Linked DNA regions of Homo sapiens: region 1 is linked to region 2. Evidence: chromatin contacts called from ENCODE Hi-C or POLR2A ChIA-PET data. All regions are on one chromosome and are shown on one strand. The core of a region is the stretch at or near the end of the contact, and the rest is flanking DNA. Distances in the headings are between cores, read along the strand shown. Region 1 overlaps SHF (Src homology 2 domain containing F). Region 2 holds the start of TRIM69 (tripartite motif containing 69).

What was found. Hi-C counts contacts between places; a loop is a spot of excess contacts on that map. ChIA-PET counts read pairs that join two places held with the same protein, here RNA polymerase II (POLR2A). Pooled maps may share reads with other maps.
Region 1: a pooled map shows a loop between it and region 2 (3-fold over the local background). The contact joins the enhancer-like site here to the promoter of TRIM69 in region 2. A Hi-C loop is called at or near these places in 4 of 50 pooled maps. POLR2A ChIA-PET finds 5 or more read pairs at or near these places in 3 of 52 experiments (GM10248, HEK293 and activated CD4-positive, alpha-beta T cell).

What each region holds. Positions count from the first base shown.
Region 1 is chr15:45,165,838-45,169,550 of GRCh38, reverse strand. It overlaps SHF (Src homology 2 domain containing F), which reads left to right. Exons shown (of 7, transcript NM_001394037.1): 7 at 1,418-2,337. The coding sequence ends at 1,604. Among named protein-coding and RNA genes, the nearest start is that of SHF, 20 kb to the left of the region's middle. RefSeq lists enhancers at 1-579, 1,337-1,838, 1,830-1,919 and a silencer at 2,120-2,919. Within about 2 kb of position 2,055, at least 36 of the 41 ENCODE cell types and tissues checked have a DNase peak (open chromatin) inside an H3K27ac peak, as active enhancers do.
Region 2 is chr15:44,734,872-44,738,943 of GRCh38, reverse strand. It overlaps TRIM69 (tripartite motif containing 69), which reads right to left and starts at 2,416. Exons shown (of 7, transcript NM_182985.5): 1 at 2,234-2,416. The coding sequence starts at 2,239.

The DNA.
Region 1 (3,713 bases), core at 806-3,305, 430 kb before region 2:
CACTGCCTCCCCTCTCCACCACCCACAGGGGCTGTTTGCCTCAGGCCCTTGGCTCCTTTCCCCAAGGGCCTGTGCTGTCAGCCCTAGTTATCTCAGACCTACAGATGGCCCCGGCCACCCTGCACCCTGACTCCCAGCCCTGGGGCCTCAGGCCTTTTCCTAGCAGTCTGCTAGGCTCCTGAGGACTCCATGCCTGGGGAGGCAGAGGGATAGAGTTTGGGGCCTCCGTTTTTCCTCCCATCTGTCACCTCCCTTCAGCCTCCCCACTCTGATTTCTCGCTTGTGGGCCTGGTGAAATGGGTCCGGGCAGAGCCTTGTACCCAGTCAGGGGAGGCAAGTGATAAGGATTGCCAGCCTCACTTCTCCGGGGGGTGGACCTCAGGATGGAGGCAGCTCCCTCACTGGTTCTGCTTTCCACACTAACCTCTAAGCCCCGTCCTTGTCCCCAAGTAGGCTCTGGCCAGCAGTATATAACACTTAGGCTTCAGGGCTCCCCAAAACATTCCTCACCCCTTGCCTGTGCTTGAGTTTCAGACCTGAGGCCTGACAGACCAAGCCTGTGGTGGTTTAGACAAAGGTTCTTGGAGGTCTCACTCCCATGCCCTCTCATGGGCCGAGGGTCCCTGGACATTTAGGAGCTAGCCAGAGCTCTGAGCAGTGGGGTCCTTGTCTTGAGGGCGGGGCCAGGCACTAATGCTGATTTCCTGGCTGTGGCAGGGAGATGGCAGAGGCAGGAGCATGTCTCCTCTGAGCAAGGGAGTGAAGTCATTGTAGGCTGAAGGGCCGGATAAATGAGCTAGGGGCTTGGTCCAAGACCCAGAAAGCAAGAGAGTGAAGGGATATCCCCAGGAGGAGGCAGCTGAGCACTCCCAGATTTTGGGGGGTCTTCCAGATCAGCTTCCCCCTTCCCCCTAGTCATTAGAAGGGAGAGCCCCAATGAAGACTAGCTTGGTTGTCACATCTGTCCACCCTCCTGCCAAGGGCATATGTGGTTCCACATGAGTCACCAGGAGCCCCTCACGGGTGTCCTACCAAAGAGCTCAAGAAAGGTGAGGTTAAACTGGCCCTGGCCACAGAGGCTGGAGGGCCGGGGTGCCTGGACCCCAGGGTTGGCCAGCAGGGGTCGGGGGAGGTGCTGGTCGCTCAGTTTCCACCTGCACACACCCTGTATGCTCCCTATACACACATTCTTGGCACAACCAGTGGCCTTACCACAAAGCCAATGCCCAGTGCTACCTACTTACACCACCACCACCCCTGCTTTCTGGACTGACCTCCACCTCCCCTAATCACCTGTCATTCTCAGCTGGCTTCGGAACCACCACATTTGCTGTAGGGTTGGGGAGGGTTACTGGGTGGATGGATGAGGGGGCTGAGGAGAGCCCCCACTCACCAAAGTCTCCTCTCCTCTTCCCAGGAGCAGCCAGGGATTCATGCACATGAAGCTGTCCCGAACCAAGGAACACAAATATGTGCTGGGCCAGAACAGCCCGCCCTTCAGCAGCGTCCCTGAAATTGTGCACCACTATGCCAGCCGCAAGCTACCCATTAAGGGAGCCGAACACATGTCCCTGCTCTACCCTGTGGCCATCCGGACTCTTTAGATGTGAAGCCAGGGCACTGTGATAGACCTGTACCCAGCCCTGTGCCCATCACCTGGCTGAGGGCTGTGGCTCTTGCCAGGGACGTGATCTTTCAAACCTTTCTTCTCCTGGGATCCAGTAGAAGCTGGAGATTCCTTAATTTATTCTAAAGGGAAAGGGCTCCTGGGGCCTTGGAGTAAGGGGTTGTCTGGAGCTGGGGAAAGAGGAATCCCTGGAGAGAAAGGATAGCCCCTGGAGGAAGGGGGTTCCAGAGCTACTGGGATGGTAGGGAGTTTCAGACTGGCAGCTCCGGCTCCTTTCCGACCTTAGGGCAGAGGTGGTGACCTCCACCACCACCACCCTCTCCCCACTGGGTCCGTGCGAGGTAGTGCAGAATTCGGCCCCTTGGGGCGCCTTACCACCTCTCTGCCTCCGTCCCCGACTTCCACCCCAGACCGTCGGAGGGCTCCGCCCAGAGTCTGGTAAGAGGTTTGGGGAAGACAGGCCCCTGGGAAGCAGCCGGCTTTGGGGGGTGGGGAGAGAAGGGGAGGGGCTCGGGCAGAGGGAACTGTGCAGTCCCCAGGCCGCCCCGGCTCCGGGCCAGAGGCAATAAATAAACCCGATCCTGCCGGGCACAGCCGCGCCCGCGCCTCCGGCGCCGTCCCCGGGCTGACGGGGGAGGGAGCGGAGAAGCGAGCGCAGATTCTGCGTATAAATCAGCTCTGGAGCAGACACAGCCCGGCTGTGAAAAGCACTTTCGAAGCATCAAGTTCCTTTCTTTGACGAGATGTCAAAACATCCCCGCCGCCCCCGCCCCGGCTGGGGGCACCCGAGGCCCGCTGGCCGCGCGGCGCCCCCTCCCCGCGGCGCGCGGCTTCCCCCGAGCGCGTCCAATTTCCTGCCAACAGCCATTTGTCTGGGAGGAGGGGAGGCGCGGAGAGACAAAGAGGCAGCGCGCCAGGCCGGGGAGCGGGGCGGCCTGCCACGCGGAAGCCGCGCGCCGGCGGAGGCGGGAAGGCTGGCGGGACGGGCCGCGGGGGCCGCGCTTGTCTCCTTGGCCGAGGAACTGAGGGCCTGCAGCGCCTCCCTCGCGCCCTAACGGAAGGGTTTGTCCCGGGCAGACCCTCGGGCGTGGCCGGCCTGCGAGCCCCTAACCACCGGCCCGCGGCCTAGGCCGCACCCCGACCGGCGCCCACCGCTGGAACCCGCCCAGGCCTCTGGGCGGGCCCGGGGAGGCCCACTGGGTCGCCAGGCGGAGCGGCTCTCAGGCTGCCCCAGGCCCGCCCCACCCCGCGGGCAGGCTGGTCAGGACCCCTCGACATGCTGGACAGGCACCTTCGGGGGACCGCTGAGCCAAAGGGCCGTCTGAGGGCCTCTTCCAGAACCTAAACGTGCAACCTCCAAAGTGTGCTGTGAATCACAGTACTTGAGAGTTTCTAAACCAGTGGCTATTTTCTCGAAATTGAGGATATGTGGTATGCAGGCGTTTTGTGGAAGCAATAGGAAGGATCACTTAAAATTGGGCACTCTCTTGCCGGGCGCGGTGGCTCACGCCTGTAATCCCAGCACTTTGGGAGGCCGAGGCGGGCAGATCACCTCAGGTCGGGAGTTCGAGACCAGCCTAACCAACATGGAGAAATACCGTCTCTACTAAAAATACAAAATTAGCCGGGCGTGGTGGTGCGTGCCTGTAATCCCAGCTACTCGGGAGGCTGAGGCAGGAGAAATCGCTTGAACCCGGGAGACAGGTTGCGGTGAGCCAAGATCGTGCCATTGCACTCCAGCGTAGGCAACAAGAGCGAAACTCTGTCTCAAAAAAAAAAAGGGGCGCACTCAGAGAAATTCCCTCAGAGGGTTGTCCTGTCTTTAAGTCGACTTGGAGAGCATCCAGCCATTTTGCAGATGAGAAAACAGGCCCAGAGAGGTTGGGTGATGTGTTCATTTGTCTCCTGCTATCATCTCACTGCCTGGAAGAGCCATGTAGGCACAGGTGCCCAACTCTCCCTTTGCTCAGAGAAGGGCTGGGAGTGACTGAGGTCCTGGTAACAAGCCAGGCGGCTCTGGCTCCCTATAGACTCCAGCTGAGTCTGCCCCCGACCCCGTTCTCTTCCCCAGCCAACCTCCTCCAGA
Region 2 (4,072 bases), core at 1,167-3,666:
ATTCCCCTGACTTTCAATAATATATCCTTTTCTGTAAAACAAGGGATTAATTATATTAGCTAATATTTACTGAGCATTCACTGTGGAAGAGGATTTACATACATTATTTCATTTAATCTCAGAACAACCCTATGAAATACGTATTATTACTACATATTTTAAGGAAACTGAAGCTCAGATTGCTTCAAGTATCTTCCCAGAGTCACAATTATTAAGTAGTGGGTCTCAGATTTGAACTCTTTATTTGACCCCAAAGCCTATTAACCACTGAGTCAGCAGAGAGCCCATCAATATGTTTTGTGGAATTGAATTTATTAAATGGATCAAATTTGTGAAGCAAAATATCTGCAATAACTTCCTACTGCTCTAGAGGGAGCTATAGAATTGGAAACCAAATGAGAGTCTAAAATTTCTGGACCTGGAAATCTTTTAGGAAACACATCTACTGCCAGCCCCTTTTAGGGGAAGAAGTCTAACCTTAAGGCAGAGAGAGAGAAACTCGAGTCAGGAATTGATATTCATCCTTATAAAGCCCTGGCTGGCAGGAATCACTTTATAAGAAAGCACATCAGCAGGTCACGATGGCCCAGGCCTGTAATCTTAGCCTCACTTTGGGAGGCTGAGGCAGGAGGATCACCTGAGGTCAGGAGTTGGAGACAAGCCTGGGTAACATGGTGAGACCTCATCTCTACTAAAAAAAAAAATAATAATACAAAAATTAGCCAGGCGTGGTGGTGCGTCCCTGCAGTCCCAGCTATTTGGGATGCTGAGGCATGAGAATCACTTGAACCCTGGAAGCGGAGGTTGCAGTGAGCTGAGATGGTGCCACTGCACTCCAGCCTGAGCAAGAGAGTGAGACTCTGTCCTAAAAAAAAAAAAAAAAAAAAAAGAAAGAAAGAAAGTATGTATCTTCCTCCTTCAGTTCACTGTGCACATTCTCAAAGAGCAGAGAAAAGGCAAAGAGCTATGAAGTCCATGGAAGCTTGCATAAGAAATCCTTAATTTTTACCAGAGATTTTTTTTTCCTGAGAAGTTTTGTGTTGTAAATTTTTGAAATCATAGTTAAGATATCTAAGGAGAGTTCATTTGTTGCTTTTCAACCTTTATTCCTTCAAAGTAATTTTTAAACTTTGATGGGCAGTTTTTATGAAGAATTAACTTTGAGAGCAGAAAAATACAGTTCATCCACAGAGACAAACTATATAGCACAGCCAGCTTAAACCTAAGAGCAAGACACACTCCTGCTTCACGAGTCAAGCCATTTGCACATAAGAAGGCAAGATTCTGAACTTTCTGACTTCTTGGAGCTTCCCAGAGTTGAAAGAAATTTTAAGCCATTTAATTCACTCCTTTCCAACCTCTGCCTGAACATCTGAAGTAATGGGAAACTCACTATCACACAAACAATTTTTTTACTATTATGGAAAAGTGTCTATTTTCACTGACTTGGCCTTAAAGTAATAAGAATATAGTAGGTTTAGGCAATAGTGTTTATTTTTGCCCTAGAAATTATAAACAAAATGCTTATAGCCCTGTTTGCTTCAATAGCTAAGCACAGAGATGAGTAGCAGCAAACCTAAAGGTCCTATGATAGAGGAAATTAGAAACTGATCTTAATGATTAATATAATGAAATTAAACTTTATAAGAAGTGGAAACTAGTGGAAATGGATGATAACTCAGGATTCAAGGGCCCCTGAAAAACCCTTAGTGAGTTTTTCAAGCTTTCATGTAGTAAATAACCATTTTCTTTTGTTTGACAATCAGGAAAACACTAAGTTCAGAAGAACATAACTTCCTTTATTTTAGCTCTGAAGAGGTCTTAAAGGAAGAATTCAATTAAAAATGTTTACTATCTAAGTATCAACTCTGCCTTAAATATAAAATAATCAAATGTGAAGGTATTGTAAGCAAACCAAGTTATACATAATAATTTTTAAATCTAAAATAAAATGATTACATTGATAATGAAAGTAAATTGTATATAGTATATAGTTTATTTTTTCTCAAAATGTTTTGGTGGATTTCATTACTTTCCTACCAGCTTCTCTAGTATAAATTATCAGTTATTCCAAGGCTTGGAGAGAGTATAGTAGCTACCAGCTGTCACAAGTTAAATACTTCCCTTCATGAATTTCCTTTTGTGCTCCTAAATCCATATCCTCTTCTATGATCCTGTTTTCCACACTATTCCTAGAAGCCCTGCTAAGTTAAAAAAAAAAAGGGTCACTCACCTCCATGAAGCTTCAGCCCACCAAGGGGCAGAGGCAGGCACTTGAATCAGAGCTCAGCAGGCCCAGGATGGCTGCAGACTGGGAGTCAGGGACCTTTTAGTTTTCAAGGAATGGGCTCAGAGCATGATGGAAGAAAGAAAAGTTCAGGAGCTGGAGAGAAGCAGCAAGGCCAGAGTGAGGTCTGGCAGATTCCGTGACAGTTTGTCAGTTAACTTTGATCATCATTTGCTTAAGAGAAAGAGAAACCCTCATTAGAATACCCTACCTGCCCAACTTTTCTTTTGTAGGAGACAAGGGCAGCTCATTTAGATTCGAGTTAGTGGTCTAATCTTAAGGTTCATAGCTCCCCATTTCTGGACTAAGGATGCTCTATGAAAGAGGAAATACACGTCAGCAGCAGCCTATATTAAGCCTAACTCATGAAAAATAACCACCTCACCCCTGTTCATGATCCCATCACACCATCAAGACACCAGCTGAGTGGCTTTAATAGAGAGCTAGTTCACCTCTCATATTCCAATGAAGCAGCCCTGATTTTATCTCTGAGACAGTAACACAGGCCTGGGAAACACCAGGCCCTAAGAAAGCAGGATGAAAAAAGCTTCATTTCATACAGCTTTCTTCAGCAGTTTTAGCTCGCAGAGAGATGTACCAACACTGTGCTCCTGAGTGACTTATAAAGAGCCACCACAGAGCCAAACAGTTTTTCTTACAGTAGTTCCTCTAACTCAATATGATTTCTTGCACGTCTAGCTCCTGCCTAGCTGTCCAGACTTAATGACCACAGCTCTTTCCCCAGTGTTTGGGATCGCCCAAATATGTCACGCTTCTGCAGCTTTGTATATGTTGTCCCTTCGGATGGGAGTTTCCCTTCCCCCACACCCCCGTCATTATCTCTTTACTAAACTCTTCCCTAACCACCCCCTCATCCCCAAACCAAGCTTTACCCACTTCCCTGTCTCTTGTAGAAGATATTTTGCTGGCTCTATACCAGAGGTTACCAACCTCAGCCCTATTGATATTTTGGGCCTGCTAAGTCTTACGTTAGAGGGGCTGTCCTGTGAATTTTAGGATATTTAGCAGTGTCCCTGGCGTTTACACACTAGATGCCTGTAGCCACCCCCCCCCCACCAAACCCAGTCATAACAAAAATGTCTCCAGTCATTGCCAAATGTCTCCTGGGGGCAGGGGTTGGAATCACTCCCCAGTTGAGAAACACAGCTTTACTCCCTTCCTTCCTTCCTTCCTTCCTTCCTTCCTTCCTTCCTTCTTTCCTTCCTTCCTTCCTTCCTTCCTTCTTTCCTCTTTCTTTTTTTCTTTCTCTTTCTTTCTTTCTCTCTCTTTCTGTTTTCTTTCTCCCTTTCTTTCTCTCTCTGTTTCTTTCTCTTTCTTCCTTTCTTTTTCCTCTTTCTTTCTCTCTTGCTCTCTTTCTTTCTTTCTCCCTTTCTTTCTCTTTCTCTTTCTTTCCTTCTTTTCTTTTCTTTTTTCTTTTCTTTCTGACAGGGTCTCACTATGTTGCCTAGGCTGATCTCAAATTTCTGAGCTCAAGCTGTCCTCCCACCTCAGCCTCACAAAGTGCTAGGATTACAGGTGTGAGCAACACCACGCCTGGCCTAGTTTTACACATTTCTATAGCACCCTAGATCTTTGTACACGTGGCTTTAACAGAGTGTATTCTAATTGTTTGATTGCATGTCTGCCCCTCCACTAAGTTGTGAACAAACCACAGGATAGGTAGTACTGTATCTTGCTCACCTTGGCAATACATGGCATTTGTTAGATCAAAACCTTTGTCAGATAAATGTCTATGAAATGCTGGTGATCACTTAGTCAAAAAAG